2 separate regions of the Homo sapiens genome follow, and region 2 is linked to region 1. The links are chromatin contacts, found by Hi-C or POLR2A ChIA-PET in ENCODE. All regions are on one chromosome and are shown on one strand. The core of a region is the stretch at or near the end of the contact, and the rest is flanking DNA. Distances in the headings are between cores, read along the strand shown.

Region 1 (7,558 bases), core at 1,816-4,315:
GATCTCTTCACAGACTTTATGAAAATGTTTTATGAAAAATTTAAAAAAAAAAAGAAGTAGTTTTCTCTTAAGAAGCAGCTGTTTCCTTGAGACGGATTCCAGGGTAATGTTACAAGACATAAATTCATTCACTGCATCATTCATAAGCAAGCTAGTGCAACCCGGATGTTAAAACCAGAGGTACACAAAAGGCTGCGGGACGTTACTAATGTTAATTTTATAAAAACAAACCTTTAATATCTTGTACAGTAGAAGCCATATAATACTATGTAGTAAATTGTGAAAGGACCATGAAAATCTTTTGTACCTCACAGAAGTTTGTTTGGTATCTTGTTGAAAAATACTTAATGAAGAACTGTCAAGCTTACAGATAGTTATATTCATCTTTCTCTTTATGAAAAGGAAAGTGTTTCATATTTCATTAACTATTTCTGTGATAATAAGCAACTTCAGTAGTATGCTACCTAGCAGTCATTTTTTAAAATACTAAACGTAATGAATTTGTTCTTTCAAGATAAAGGTGTCATCTTAAGAATAAGAAAGAAAATAACAACTATTTTAAAGAGAACATTGTGAAAAAATGTTTGTAAATGTTTACAGTCTGTGTGAATTTATGGCCTAAAACAATGACAGCCCTTAAAACTCAGCTATGTAAAATAAATTGAACTTAGAACTAGACTTCAAAATTAACATATCACAAATAATTAAAGCGAGATTTTTAAACATAATGAAGCACATTCGGTCACACTGTTCTGGATAAAAATAGTGATTATTTGGTAAGACAAAAAGGATTTGTACTATTAGATGTATTTAAAGAAATTTTTTTTTTTTTTTTTTTTTGACAGAGCCTCACTGTGTCTCCCAGGCTGGAGTCCAGTGGTGCGATCTCGGCTCACTGCAACCTCCGCCTTGCAGGTTCAAGTGATTCTCATACCTCAACATCCCGAGTAGCTGGGATTACAAGTGCATGCCACCATGCCCTGCTAATTTTTGTATTTCTTAGTAGAGATGGGGTTTCACCATGTTGGCCAGGCTGGTCTTGAACTCCTGACCTCAAGTGATCCGCCCGCCTCGGCCTCCCAAAGTGGTGGGATTACAGGCATGAGCCACCACCCTGGCCAAAAATCTTTTAAAGTATGGTTTATTTTATATTTATTTCATGCTTTTGTAATGTTGATGTTTGTTTTATAATGTACCTAATATAGTACATATGTACATATCTACATGTATGTACATAAATGTATGTTAAGTATGCATGAACATGACATGCATACTTAAAAGCTTTTTAGTGTTGGGATTCATGATCTAATAATTTTGAAGATTTCTACTCTAGGCTAAAGATTTTTAAACTTTTTGGGGCAGGGAACAGTCACAGACCCCTTTGAGACAATAAAAGATATATACTCACTTCTCAGAAAAAATGATGCACACATTCTGCTAAATAAAATTTTGCCCAGAATTTGAGGGCAGTCACATGCCTATTGATGGCTGTTGTTATGGACTCTGATAAAACCCCCTGGATGAGGATGTGAATGCCCTAAGGAGTTGTGGGACTTACCCAGGATCACGTGGTAACATAATCTGATCTTTCAATCAAAACTTCCTGGCTGGGTGTGTTGGCTCACACCTGTAATCCCAGCACTTTGGGAGTTCAAGGCGGGTGGATCACTTGACACCAGGAGTTCAAGACCAGCCTGGCCAACATGGTGAAACCCCATCTCTACTAAAAATATAAAAATTAGCTAGGCGTGGTGGTGGGTGCCTGTAATCCCACCTACTCGGAGGCTGAGACAGGAGAATTGCTTGAACCCGGGTGATGGAGGTTGCAGTGAGCTGAGATCGTGCCACTGTATTCCAGCCTGAGTGACAGAGCAAGACTCCATCTCAAAAAAAAAAAAAAAAAAAAAGACTTTCTGAGCATGTATGTCATTCCAGGCTTTGGTCTAGTTACTGAGGATGCAAACATGAGGACGGAACTCTTTTCTGGACTTTCAAGGAGTTTACAAGTCCACTGGGAACTTTAGTATTCAACAAATAATCACAATATGATTTGTGTTTAGGAAAAACTTTTTTTTTTTTTAACTCCAGCATCAGCTGACACCAGCTGTGTGAGGGCATTGTGCTGGACTCCATGGGAAAAACAGAGATGGTAAGGCAACTCGTGTAGTGAATTGGGTCTCAGTTACTTGCTTTCGTGCCCTCTGCTTTTTCTAATATGCCTTTTATATTGCCAAAGAGCACCAATGAAGGCACTCTTCACTGGGGTTTTGCAGCTCTGTTTCCTTCATGTACTAAGTGATGATGTGCATGTAAAGGAAGTTGAGAGAGGGGTCATACTCCTTCCTATGTCTGAGCAAAGTTCTCTCTTTGAGTTTATGTGCATTTACATGTACTTCTTTGCCCATGGGATAAAGACCTGAACTCTTAGCTAAATTGGCAAATAGAAGAAAACAGGGAATAATAAAGGAGGTATGGAATTTCATAAGCTTCATGATCTCCTTCCCCAAAGGCTGAACCTATGTAATGAGGTAGTAGAACAAATTCATGCCAAGTCTGAATTTATTCCTATAAAAAAGAAATGATAGGAATAAAGTAAATTTAAATTCTATTTCTGCCTTCGTCATTAATTGGTAATATTCCTGAAGGTGATACGGAGTTTTTTTCTACAAGTATCAGGCTCTGTGTAAGGGCTAAAAATAAACAGAGCAGCACACGGAAATGGGCAAGCATTATTGATCTGTGTCAGGGCCATTTCCACTTTAATGTTTGCTAAAGGCACAGCCCCGTTTTGCAGCCTATTTATAGGGAGCAGATCATTCATTGCTATATATAGATAATAAAAACAAGGTGGATTGTCAGGTAAATTTTGGTTTCTATTAGGAAATAGGACTAGACGGGCTCTCCTTTGGAATTTGTGAAAGGGCTCATTTGTTCCTGTGGAACAAAGAAAGAGCCATACAGATGGGTGTCTGGAGCTGCCTTGCCCAGGACATGTCCACACCCTGTGTGCCACCTGCAGCTGGTGTCTGCCCTCACTGGCTGCCCCCAGCCTCCCTCAGCCACTCCCCATGCTGCAAGCAGGGGCCAAAACAAACAGGGCCCCTCCCAGAACCCTGCACCCTTCATTGTTCTGTCAAGTTCCAGTTCCCCATTAGTACATACCATGTTTGTGTGCACATGTGTGTGCAAATGTGTCCACATTACATTTGTGCACAACTGTGTACGACAAATGTAACGTTTTTGTGGGATCCTCTCATGACACATAATTCACTATCCACTTTTTGTAAGTTTTTCTCTTCACTCCTCATCTACCAAGGTTGTATACTCCTCTGGCACGATCTCGGCTCACTGCAAGCTCCGCCTCCCGGGTTCGCGCCATTCTCTTGCCTCAGCCTCCCGAGTAGCTGGGATTACAGGCGCCTGCAACCGTGCCCGGCTAATTTTTGTATTTTTAGTAGAGACGGGGTTTCACCGTGTTAGACAGGATGGTCTCCATCTCCTGACCTCGTGATCCGCCCGCTTCGGCCTCCCAAAGTGCTGGGATTACAGGCGTGAGCCACCGCGCCGGCCTTTGAGACGGAGTCTCGCTCTGTCGCCCAGGCTGGAGTGCAGTGGCGCGATCTCGGCTCACTGCAAGCTCCGCCTCCCGGGTTCACGCCTTTCTCCTGCCTCAGCCTCTCCGAGTAGCTGGGACTACAGGCGCCCACCACCACGCCCGGCTAATTTTTTGTATTTTTAGTAGAGACGGGTTTTCACTGTGGTCTTGATCTCCTGACCTCGTGTTCCGCCCGCCTCGGCCTCCCAAAGTGCTGGGATTACAAGCGTGAGCCACCGCGCCCGGCCAAAAGCCTTATTTTTCTAGTTTCACACCGCACTTACCAAGCTTCCACCTCTGAGCTTTTTTTTTTTTCTTTTTTCTTTCTTTCAACTGTCAGTTCAACAAGTGTTTTGTGAATGCTGGGCACCTGCTAGGATCTGGGGCTAATGAGATAAATGACAGAATCTCTGTCCCCCAGTTGCTTAGTCCACTGGGACTTGTGATTGTTGCTTTCCTGTCCTCTCCACTCTGGTTATCGATTGCTCCCTCCAGGCAGTTTCCTGCCAGCGTACACTATTGTAGTAACAGCTAAGTTTTGGCCCGGTAGAAATTCATTTCGTCTTAACTCCTCAATATTGTCTGATTTATGAAAGGAGCTGTGTTTGTAGAAAGGGGGCTCACCCGCCCTGAAAAATGTTCCAAGAAGGGGTTGGAATCTGGGTACGTTAAACATGTCAAAGGGATGCTAATGGCCATCCACTTTCTGAACGTTCTGCAGTGATATTGTTTCACCAGAGGACAAAGTTGTCCAGGCTCTGGAAAATGGCTTGTTGACAGTTTTTCCTCTGATGTGGTGAACTTAGTGCCAATACAGCACTGGAATGCTAACGTAACTAAGCATTTTTAAATCAATGCAGAAAACATACCAACCCTAAGTAACCATGGTAACTGTTTACTCCAGTTTGGGGCTGGTGAAATTGCTTTCCATCTCTGTGCCCATCCCTTCCCTGTAGATCTTTTATATGTGTAAGTTTCTCTGCCCATCCAAATACAACAGACATCAGTTTTTTTCAATGAAAGAGTCACCAAGAATAGTGACAGGCTGGTACATCTTTAACAGTCACAAAACTATGCTGGTTATATATAAGCCAGACTTAAGTGGTAGGAAAGGAACTTGAAAACTAACAAATATTTTGTAAAAAACCCTCATCTCTACTGCTTAGTGTTCTGATAATCACCAGACAAATGTTATCAGGGCTGAGATAATATGAGATCTTTTCCCTTCAAGGCCTTGCTGTTTGGCTGGAATTCTTAACTGGTTTCATCACTCGTGATAGGGTTAACGTCTTCCTGGTGGCTGGATATTGTTGGTTTCCCAGCTTCATTCTTTAAATCCTTTTGCGCCATGTCATTCTTCACTAAGTCTACTCAGTTCATCCTTGGTCTTACTCTGTTTCTCATTCCATATCCTCCAGAATGTGTCACTATGTGTAGTGTCCATTCTGTAGTGTTCTAGTGGCATGCATCCAAATGATTACAGCTGTCTTCCTTGAGTCTCCTATAAAGTAATTCATGCTTGACTTTTCAGAGTGTAGTGATGCCATGAGATCACTGACATTACAAATCCAAATTATTCCTCATCCTCCTGCATGTTATATCAGTGGCCAGCACTCAAGGACTTACTGGCGGGACCAAATTCACTGTGACTTACTTGCATCATGTGGGCACCCTGATGACTGTCTGCTATGTGGAGAATAGATTGTACAGGGACAAAAGTGGAAGCAAGGCAACCCATTAGGAGGTTACCACAGTAATTCAGGGAAGATCTGATGATGACTTGGGTAGGGTGACAGTGGAGAGGGAAAGAAGTATATGATTTCAAGGTGGCAGTAAAACAGGACTTTATAATAAATTGCATGTGTGGGGTGAGGAATGGGAGGGAAGCAAATATGACTCCTGAGTTTTTGGCTTGAGCAACTAAGTGCACACTGGTACCATGGGGGAGAGGCAGGTTTTGTAGTTTGAGTCAAGAATTATGTATTGACCATATTATGTTCTGTTGTTTTACAGATGACAGTAAAGTTCAGTTCCATATAGAATTTAGATCAGAAGCTTTAGACTAAGATATTTGAACAAAATAAGAACCTTTCTGACCCATTATTGTAAGATGGCAAGAGTAAGACTGAATTACAAAATTCCTACCTTCTTTGTCAAATGGCATTGGAAATCCTGTGTAGTTCTACCAGTAGAACCTTTTTTTTTTTTTAGACGAAGTCTCGCTCTGTCACCCAGGCTGGAGTGCAGTGGCACAATCTCAGCTCACTGCAACCTCCATCTCCCAGGTTCAAGCAATCCTCCTGCCTCAGCCTCCCGAGTAGCTGGGACTACAGGCGTGCGTCAGCATGCCCGGCTAATTTTTGTATTTTTAATAGAGATGGAGTTTCACCATGTTGATCAGGCTGGTCTCAAACTTCTGACCTCATGATCTGCCCACCTCGGCCTCCCAAAGTGCTGGGGTTACAGGCGTGAGCCACCACACCTGGCCCTAGAATTTTTTAAAAGGTCAAACTCCACTTTGGGAGGCCGAGGCGGATGGATCACGAGGTCAGGAGATCGAGACCATCCTGGCTAACACGGTGAAACCCCGTCTCTACTAAAACTACAAAAAATTAGCCGGGCGTGGTGGCGGGCGCCTGTAGTCCCAGCTACTCGGGAGGTGGAGCTTGCAGTGAGCCGAGATAGCGCCACTGCACTCCAGCCTGGGCAACAGTGCAAGACTCTGTCTCAAAAAATAAATAAATAAATAAAAATAAAAATAAAAGGGCAAACTCAAGAGTCATGAATGATCACCACCTTTGCTCAAAGGCAGTTGCAGTTCCTTTCATTCTGCCCTGTTGGTAATGTAAAGCTGGATGGGTTATCAGGTGTTCTTTGCTAGCTTTAGTGAGTCTGTGGAGTGAAGATTGTTTCAGCAGCATCTGGTTCTCCCTGGTCCCACTTGTTACTCCTTCCTTTGGGGTGACTTGGTACTGTTGGGTTTATCTGGGGGTGTAAGGGATCATAGAGGGACCTCGAACCCCCTTGGCTCTGCTGCCATCTAACTCAGTGACCGAATAACTTAGCCACGCTAGGCCCACTGAACTGTCCAACATAGATCTGATCTGTCACATCACTTTGTGCCCTAAACTTCTATTTCTTCTAGCATCAAGAGGCAGAGTGTGAGAACAGGCATTTTTTTTTCAAAAAGATCTGAGAAACATGTTTCCAAAAGATTTTTATTGAGGCTACAGGGAGAGGGAGGTTGATTAGCAGGGAGCCATGCTAAAAGGGAGGGGGCTAGAGATAGCAAACGAAGGTTGGTTAAATGATATGAAGGATCTCTTTCAATCTGCTCTTGAGACTCTGACTTAAGATCATTAATATACTTTACAGAATAATATATATTCTATATTATATATTCTAATATTAATGATCTTATATATTCTAATGTACTTTATAGAATAATATATATTCTATGTAATATATATTCTAATATTAATAACCTTAAGTCAGAGTCTCACTAGTAGAAAAGCTACTGGAAAGCTATAAAGTTTAGAATGACTCTGAAGTATTAGTATGATTTTGCTTTGTTTCCATAATATGGATTCAATGGGGTAGCTGATTTCTATCCAGTGTGGTACATTAGTAATGGCTGAGTGCTCTGAGGATGACAGTATCTTATTTGATGTACCTTCAGCACTAACAGTCTTATAATAATCGGTGTTCATTGTTTGTTGAACAAATAAATGATGTGTATTTGATTGGTAGAGGAGTTGACCATCTGGTAACAAATAGCATGTTTTGAAAATATATCTCTCTGCCCCCCTAAAGTGGCCAGGTGCCAGAATACCAGCGACCAAGTCAGCTGAGAGACATTACTGCAATGCAACTGGATTGGCTGGTGAAGCTGTAATGGAGGGAAGGTAAATTTAGGCCTAGAAATAGAACAACGAGGGTCAAATCTGAAGGTCAGGGAGAGAG
Region 2 (7,558 bases), core at 1,388-3,887, 37 kb before region 1:
TGGGATTGATTCCCATTGTGATTGCTGACTTTTAGTATCAGCCTTTTGTTCTGCATGGATTCTCTCATCTTGCAAACTAGCAAGACTCCTGAATTTGGCAATGATCCTGCTCTGTGAAGCATTCTCAAGTTAGGGTTCTTATCAATGTCAGATTTCACTAAGCCAGTAATAAAGGAAAGGTTGAGAGAGCAAAGGATGTCACTGAGTTGACACCTAACAGCACAAAACAACTTGTCAGCTGGCAGGACAAGCCAGCATGTTCAGGGTGGTCACAGCCTTTGAGTTGGAAAGATAGTCTTTTAAACATTCTTACCTCACCAAATAACTTTAATAGATAAAATTTAGTTACTCCCTCCCACTTTTGTTCTATTCATTTAAAGCAGTGTTTTTTAAAAATTTATGTATATGTGACTACATGAAAAATACATTACTGTGTTTCTTGATGTTTTATGACCTGTACACAAAGTGAGACCAGCAGATGCCTTCAAGAGAAATAAAGGACACTGCTGTCATTCTAACTAAATTGTCCAGAGGAGGAAAGAAGAGTACAAAAATGATTATGAATACTTAAGAAGAGGCATGACTTTGTCATTGGTGTGGAGCCTATAATTATGTGCAATTCCCTACTTAAGACTTTTTAGTTATGCTGAACATTGAAAAAAAACTAAACAGCGGAGAGGAGAAAAGAAAAGGGGAAATTTAAACATTTAATGGAACACATTCATTAAATGGAGACATCGCTTCACCATAAGGGGGCAGTTAAGGGTTTGGTAGTCCTACTCACTTGCTATTGTCAAATCATTTGTTTTATCATGGATTTGAGATCCTTATAAGTCTTCATTATTATTTTGAATTCAAGAATGATTCCTTCTGCTCACAAAACATGATCACTTTTCATTGATTTTTTTTTTTAATATTCTGACTGGTTTTGCATATCTGGAAAAGATAAATCTTCAAAATTTGGAAATAAATATTTTTCCTCCCTGCCAAATCCATAATATGATCCCTTTCTGTCACTGACAGCACCATCAGATAAGTGGACGTGCCTTGCTTGGTTAGAAGGATGCTGCGATTTTCAGCAGGAACAAGAATGTAGTTACAGACCCAGCCTAAGACATGTTTAGGGCACGTTGTTACAGATTCTTTTTGGTTCTGTTCTAGAGATATCTTCTTAAGTCCCAATTTGACATTAGAAATTCTCATTCAGGGCCAACGTCCCCAGCAAACCAGGTATCCCACAGGCAGGATTCACCTTCAGGACTTGGGAGGAGGCCCTCAAGACGTGGGCTGCAGCAGGAGACACAAAGACAAGAGACTAAAAAAATACAGGGGCTTGGCCTCTTCAGATTCTTGGGATCTTCCTCTCCTCCTCAAACTGGAGCCTGAGTTTACCCCAGAACTGATGCTGAGAACAAATTGGGGAGGGAGAGGCAAATCTGAAGATGTGCAAACCACAAAAAACTGGAGGCATGAGAAACTGAAATCTAGGATTCTGTAATAGCACCAATATTTGTTGTTGTTCCCTTCCATCATTTATAAGTAAAATGTGAAATAAGACAAAGGGAATCAGTTACTCTACCTAAAGCTGTATTTTCTAGTTTTCCCCAGCTTTTATTTTTAAAAATACATATTTTATTTTATTTTATTCTGTCAGCAATCCCGTGATATAAATAGGGCAGGTATTACTATCCTTATTTTTGAGATGAGAACAGTGAGTCCCAGAAAGAGGAAATGACTTTATAAGGTTATGCAGTGAGTCAGACAGCCCAAGGAATAATAAATACCCAGTTCTGCTCTTATTTAATCCAGAACATTTCCCTTCCTGGCTTTAAGCATCCCTTTCCTCCTTCTCCCTTTGGTGGTTCTCTTTTGAACATGATCTCTCACCAACTGTGGATGAGTCCATGTTCAGAGTTGCAGAGAACTGTTGTTTATAGATCCCCCAAGGGGCTATTTTCGTTGCTTACCTGCGAAGCCCCTGTGATGGAAGTCCCTTAGAGGCAGTTGCTGGGATTCTTCTCACCTGAGACTGCTGTAATTAGCTCTGCTAACAACTGTGATCTGCGATTGAACATTGTTCACTGACAGGCACAGATAAGAGCTGCATCTCAGTGAGTGGTGTTCTAAATGGTGTTCTCCACTTGATAAACTCCTGTAAGGCACTTGTCAGGGTCACTGTTCTCAAACTCAGCTAGCAGCAGGCAGTTTCACCGTAACACCTTCCAAAACACACAAAAGAGGTTTTAACAGATCCCCAGGGAGTGCACCGCCATGCACTGGGAGAGACTTTATATTTTGACCTTGCCCAGGATTTGCCTGCCCCTCCTTCTAATGGAAAACATAGGTGTGGCCTTGCATGAGAAAAGGCAGTCTTTGTCTTCCTGATCCTTGAGACGCCAAGGTTTCAGATCTCCCCATAAGAACACTTGTAAGTGAAAGTATAATGGGTGATACGTTCAGACGATGCTTTTCAAAGCCTACACTCTTAATAGAAGCAAAACAAAATACTGCTTATGAACACCTGCTGGTGAGGACCCAGCCAAGAGGCAGTGTGGGCGTTGGATGGGAGGTGTTGCCCTGGCAGTAAATCCAAGTTGCTCACACCAAAGGAAGTGTTTCTAGGGAAGCTATCTGAGCAAGAGGTAAATACTTAGTCATTCGGAATAGTCCATAAATGACGACTGCTTCATCTTCAACAAGGGGAGGTCTGATTGGAAAGTGCTCACAGAATGATTGGATTGCATTTCTGTCTTCAATCCACCTTTGATTCACAATATACATTCCTTTGTTAAAAAATTGAAGAATGTCTGTAATCAAACCCTTGTTAACAGATGTAAAGAGCTACAATTTGCTTGCTGGACATTATTTCAACAAAAGTTTTTTCATTCAAAATAATTTGTCAAAAAAGGACCCATGCCCTTACGTGGTTTCAGATAGTGTGCTGTCCAATTTGTATGCTTTTCCACCTACTCCCCCAGGGCCATCAGGGGGTACGTGAGTTTAATGATTCTACTTCTTAACCATTTCTTAAATCTGCCTCCTTGGTCGGGCGCAGTGGCTCACACCTGTAATCCTAACACTTTGGGAGGCGGGAGGATTGCTTTGAGGTGGGAGGATTGAGGTGGGAGGATTGCTTGAGCCCAGGAGTTCAAGACCACCCTGGGCAACATAGTGCCCTGACTCTACTAAAAAAAAAAAATCTGTCTCCTTGTTTCAGTCCTCACGGCTTTTGCAGTAGTCGAAGGCTTCTTCATCTCTCACCTACACATTGCAATGCCTTTGCCTCCTAAATGGCCTCCCTTACTCACTGCTCTCCTATGCCATCTTCTATCTACCTCATCACCACTTCTAATTATCCTTCCAAATCACAGGTCTGATCATCCACTCACAGACCTATCGTGGCTTTCCATTGCCTACAAAAATGAAAACCAAACCACAGAACTTAGCATGACAGTAAAAGCCCTGCATCTAGCCTCCATCTACTGTATCCTTCATGCATCTTAAACTCTTGTCTATTCCAGATAACTTGCCCTTGCATGAAAGCACCCTCACTTTGAGTGTCTCTTTGAGCATACCTTCCCTCCTTTCATCCACACCATCTTACAAAAATCATCCTTTTTGAGTCAGCTCAAATATCATTTCCTCCAGGAAATTTCCCACGACTTTCTTCCAATCCAAATTAATTAATCTCTCTTTCCTCCAAGTTCATACAGCTCTATCTATCTATCTATCTATCTATCTATCTATCTATCTATCTTCCATTGTCTTTATTAGAGATACAATTTGCATATCATACAATTCACCCATTTAAAGCGTACAATTGAACGGTTTTTAGTATAGTCAACGAAGTTGTGCAGCTGTCACCACAATCAATTTTAGGACATTTCGTCACTCCAAAAAGAAACCCTGTACCCACTAGCAGTCACCCATTTCCTCCATCCTTCCCCATCCCCAGCCCTAGGCAACCATCTGTTTTCTGTCTCTACAGATTTGCCTATTCAAGACATTTCATATAAATGGAATCATACGATATGTGGTCCTTTGTGACTGGTGTCTCTCACTTAACATAGCGTTTTTAAGATCCATCCATGTTGTAGCATGTATCAGTACTACATTCCACTTCATTGTTTAATAATAATAATAATAATAGTTCATTGTATGGGAATACCACGTTTGTGACTGGCTTCTCTCACTTAGCATAGTGTTTTTAAGATCCATCCATATTGTAGCATTATCAGTATACATTCCACTTCATTGTTTGAATAATAATAATACTTCATTGTGTGGGTATACCACATTTATCCATTTATCAGTTGATGGATATTTGAGCTGTTTCCACTTTTTAGCAATTATGAATAATGCCTCATCTAACACTTTGATTATACTTTTTATTATCATATGTGTGGCTTCAGGTTTTTGTTTGGTTGGTTGGTTTTGCCTGTGTCTGTTTTTATCACTTGATTATAAACTTCTGGAAAAAGATCATTATTTTCACTCTGAAATTTCCATACAGCAAGTATTCAATAAGTGTTTGGCAGATGGATGAATGGGCAGATATTATAGGTTCTTACCATGTTGATTATGAAGAAGTACAAAGTATTCAGAATAAAAACACTAAGCACAGTAATAAACCAAGGGTGTGCCAGTAAATTTACCCAGTAAATTATAACTTTCAAAAACTGACGGTTCTTAAATAAACTTTAATCTCTGCACTATTTCCGGGAATTTCACACATGGTTATTACAGTTGATTATTTCAGGGAGGCAGTTCCTCTGCTAATAATAGTTGTGAACTGGCTGGACAGAGGCCTGGAAGACACCAGACTTTCTCTTCTGAATTAACTCCACAGTGTTTTGTTGTTGCTCTTGGCCTGACCGATGTTACTCTTCTAGCCTAGAGTAGTGGTTCTCAGCTCTGACTGAGCATCCAAATCCCCCATGGAGATTTTTCAAGGCATAATTATCTAAATCCCACTGCCCAGATTATGATTCTGTCGGCTGAGTAGGGGTCTATGTGCTCACATGTTCTAAAAACTCTAGAGACATTTCTGATGCATAGCCAGGTTCAAGAATAACTATTTCAAAAGTCACCCACAGGTTAAAAAAAAAAAAAAAAAAAGAGAGAGAATTAATATTATATACCATGTATGAGCACTTTACTCCTGAAGAGTATTTTACTCATTCTGGGATCATACCCATTAATACTACCTAACATTTATAAGGTACTTTTTATTTGGAAAGAGCTTTGTAGTCATATTTTATTAGCTAGGCTTGCATGCTGGGTGACCTTGTACAAATCACATAATCCCTTTGTATCTTAAATTTCCTCATATTGTAAACTGTAATACTGACCTACCCTCAAGGGGTATTGTGGGGACTAATGGAGGACTATGAAGCACTCAGCAAATATAAAAATGTTACATGCATGCTTATTAGACAGGTATGAAGTCCTAGTCACAGCCTTTAAAAATGAAACAAATACCAAAATAAAACGTTTCAACAGTCCTTCCTGCAACCTTCATTATCATCTGTAAGATCCTGTCCTAACACAAAAGTACTGTACAGCAATTCCCCCTTACCACCAAGACTAATAAACAACACAGTCTGCAGTCACAAAGGAAGACAGGGCCAGTGATGGCAGCAGATAAGTACAGCAAACAGCCCTGAAATATAGTTTGCTAACCGTCTCTTATTTATCATTTATAATGCAATTAGAGATTATACCTATAATTACACTCTTCTGAAAAATATTCTTAGAAAACATTTGTGCACATTCACAGTCTTTAAACTGATGCTAACTACCCCCTGTTGATAGTAAGCCTGAAGTTGTTTTCCAGTTTAGTGATGAGTTTTGCTGGTCTTGCAGAGCTACATTTAACCCCTTCTCATGTTCCGCATGTGACTGAAAGAATATGTGATCAAAATGGGACCTGGAGACCTATTTCAAGTTGGGTGTGGGTGAGAATGAAAAGGCAGAGGAGAAATCTCTAACCTGAGAACGAGGGGCAGGTATTGTAAGGATGTTGACCCACGACCAAGAGTTCATTTACACTATATTTTCAGCTTCTTGAAAAAGGGAGGCAGAAAACAAATGTGGTTTTTCCTTGTTGTCATTTTGCTTCGAAAGAGTCACATAATTTAAAGGACCATGTTCATTTTCTGTATTCTTGAAATCAAGGAAAATGTCATGGTGTTTTTAAGACAGGGCAGAAATAAGGTACAATATCCTGGTATAGTGCTTGTTTTCCACATCTTTTAGGTGGGAGCTTTAAAATCTTAGGTGAAACTTAATCATCTTGGCATATTTTTCTTTCTTTCAAACTTCCTAAAAAACAAAAGAAAAAAACAAGCAAATAAACAAACATGGAGAAACATTCAACATTTTATTCACAAATCTCCATGACTTCAGTCGTAAAGGACAGTCTGTTGTGTAGTAAATTTGGGATTTTAAAATGTTCCATTTTGGCCAGGCACGGTGGCTCACGCCTGCAATCCCAGCACTTTGGGAGGCTGAGGCAGGTGGATCACTTGAGGTCAGGAGTTTGAGACCAGCCCGGCCAACATGGTGAAACCCTGTCTCTACAAAAAATACAAAACAACTAGCCATGCGTGGTGGTGGGCGCCTGTAATCCCAACTACTTGGGAGGCTGAGGCAAGAGAATTTCTTGAACCAGGGAAGCAGAGGTTGCAGTGAGCCGAGATCGCACCACTGCACTCCAACCTGGGCAACAAGAGCAAAACTCCATCTCAAATAAATAAATAAATAAATATAAATAAAAATACAAAAATTAGGTGTGGTGGCATACGCCTGTAATCCCAGCTACTTGGGCGGCTGAGGCAGGAGAATTGCTTGAACCAGTGAGCCAAGATCATGCCACTGCACTCCAGCCTGGGCAACAGAGTGAGACCCTGTCTCAAAAGAAAAAAAAAAAGATTTCACTCCTATGTAGTTATTTTTTCTGGAACAACACTGAGCTAAGGTGAGGGGCATGTTATTGATGGGCATCCTGAGTACACTCTCCAGAATCTACACTCGTTCTTTCCATTTGTCGCCATGTAGAAGTCAGGAATCCTACTTTCAAATCTCACATATGTCAGTTATTAGCTACATGATCGTAGGCAAGTCTCAACCTCTAAGTGCATCAATTTTTTAATCCATTAAAGGAGGAATAATATGTATCTCATTAGAGTGACGCGAAGGTTAGAAAAGCTGATGTGTGGAAAAATACCTGTAGACTAAGCACATATTAGCACTAGGTACAGCACATGTTAGAATAATGAGTGAATACGAGAAGTCAGAGATAAGTCCAACCCCCATTGCCCTTGGGCTGAAATCCATGTATTCATGGATTCATCCATGTATTTTGGCTGGGCATTCAGCATCCTGGGAAACCCGCTCCTTTCTACTCTCCTGCCCTTTCCCCACAACGGCCCTGCTGTAGTCAGATATTCTCCAAAACATCTTAAATTTGCCCACCTTCATGTCTGTCATTCCCACTAGCCACACTTCCATTTGCCAAAATTCTACCCATCCCTCATGGGCCCTGAATCCAACTCTC

The links. A loop is a pair of places that touch in the nucleus more often than their neighbours do. ChIA-PET counts read pairs that join two places held with the same protein, here RNA polymerase II (POLR2A). Pooled maps may share reads with other maps.
Region 2: a map of PC-3 shows a loop between it and region 1 (9-fold over the local background). The contact joins two enhancer-like sites. A Hi-C loop is called at or near these places in 4 of 168 maps with a recorded cell type or tissue (CD8-positive, alpha-beta T cell, PC-3, endothelial cell of umbilical vein and 1 more) and 1 of 50 pooled maps. POLR2A ChIA-PET finds 5 or more read pairs at or near these places in 4 of 52 experiments (HEK293, MCF 10A, activated B cell and 1 more).

Annotation. Positions count from the first base shown.
Region 1 is chr5:126,999,483-127,007,040 of GRCh38, reverse strand. The region is part of intron 1 of MARCHF3 (membrane associated ring-CH-type finger 3); the gene reads left to right. Among named protein-coding and RNA genes, the nearest start is that of MARCHF3, 27 kb to the left of the region's middle. Within about 2 kb of position 3,065, at least 3 of the 41 ENCODE cell types and tissues checked have a DNase peak (open chromatin) inside an H3K27ac peak, as active enhancers do; they include endothelial cell of umbilical vein, where a contact is called at or near this core.
Region 2 is chr5:127,035,995-127,043,552 of GRCh38, reverse strand. LOC105379163 (a long non-coding RNA gene) reads right to left here. Exons shown (of 2, transcript XR_007058920.1): 2 at 4,681-6,324. It also overlaps a transcript of C5orf63 not described here. Among named protein-coding and RNA genes, the nearest start is that of MARCHF3, 9.2 kb to the right of the region's middle. RefSeq lists an enhancer at 1,929-2,772. Within about 2 kb of position 2,637, at least 11 of the 41 ENCODE cell types and tissues checked have a DNase peak (open chromatin) inside an H3K27ac peak, as active enhancers do; they include endothelial cell of umbilical vein, where a contact is called at or near this core.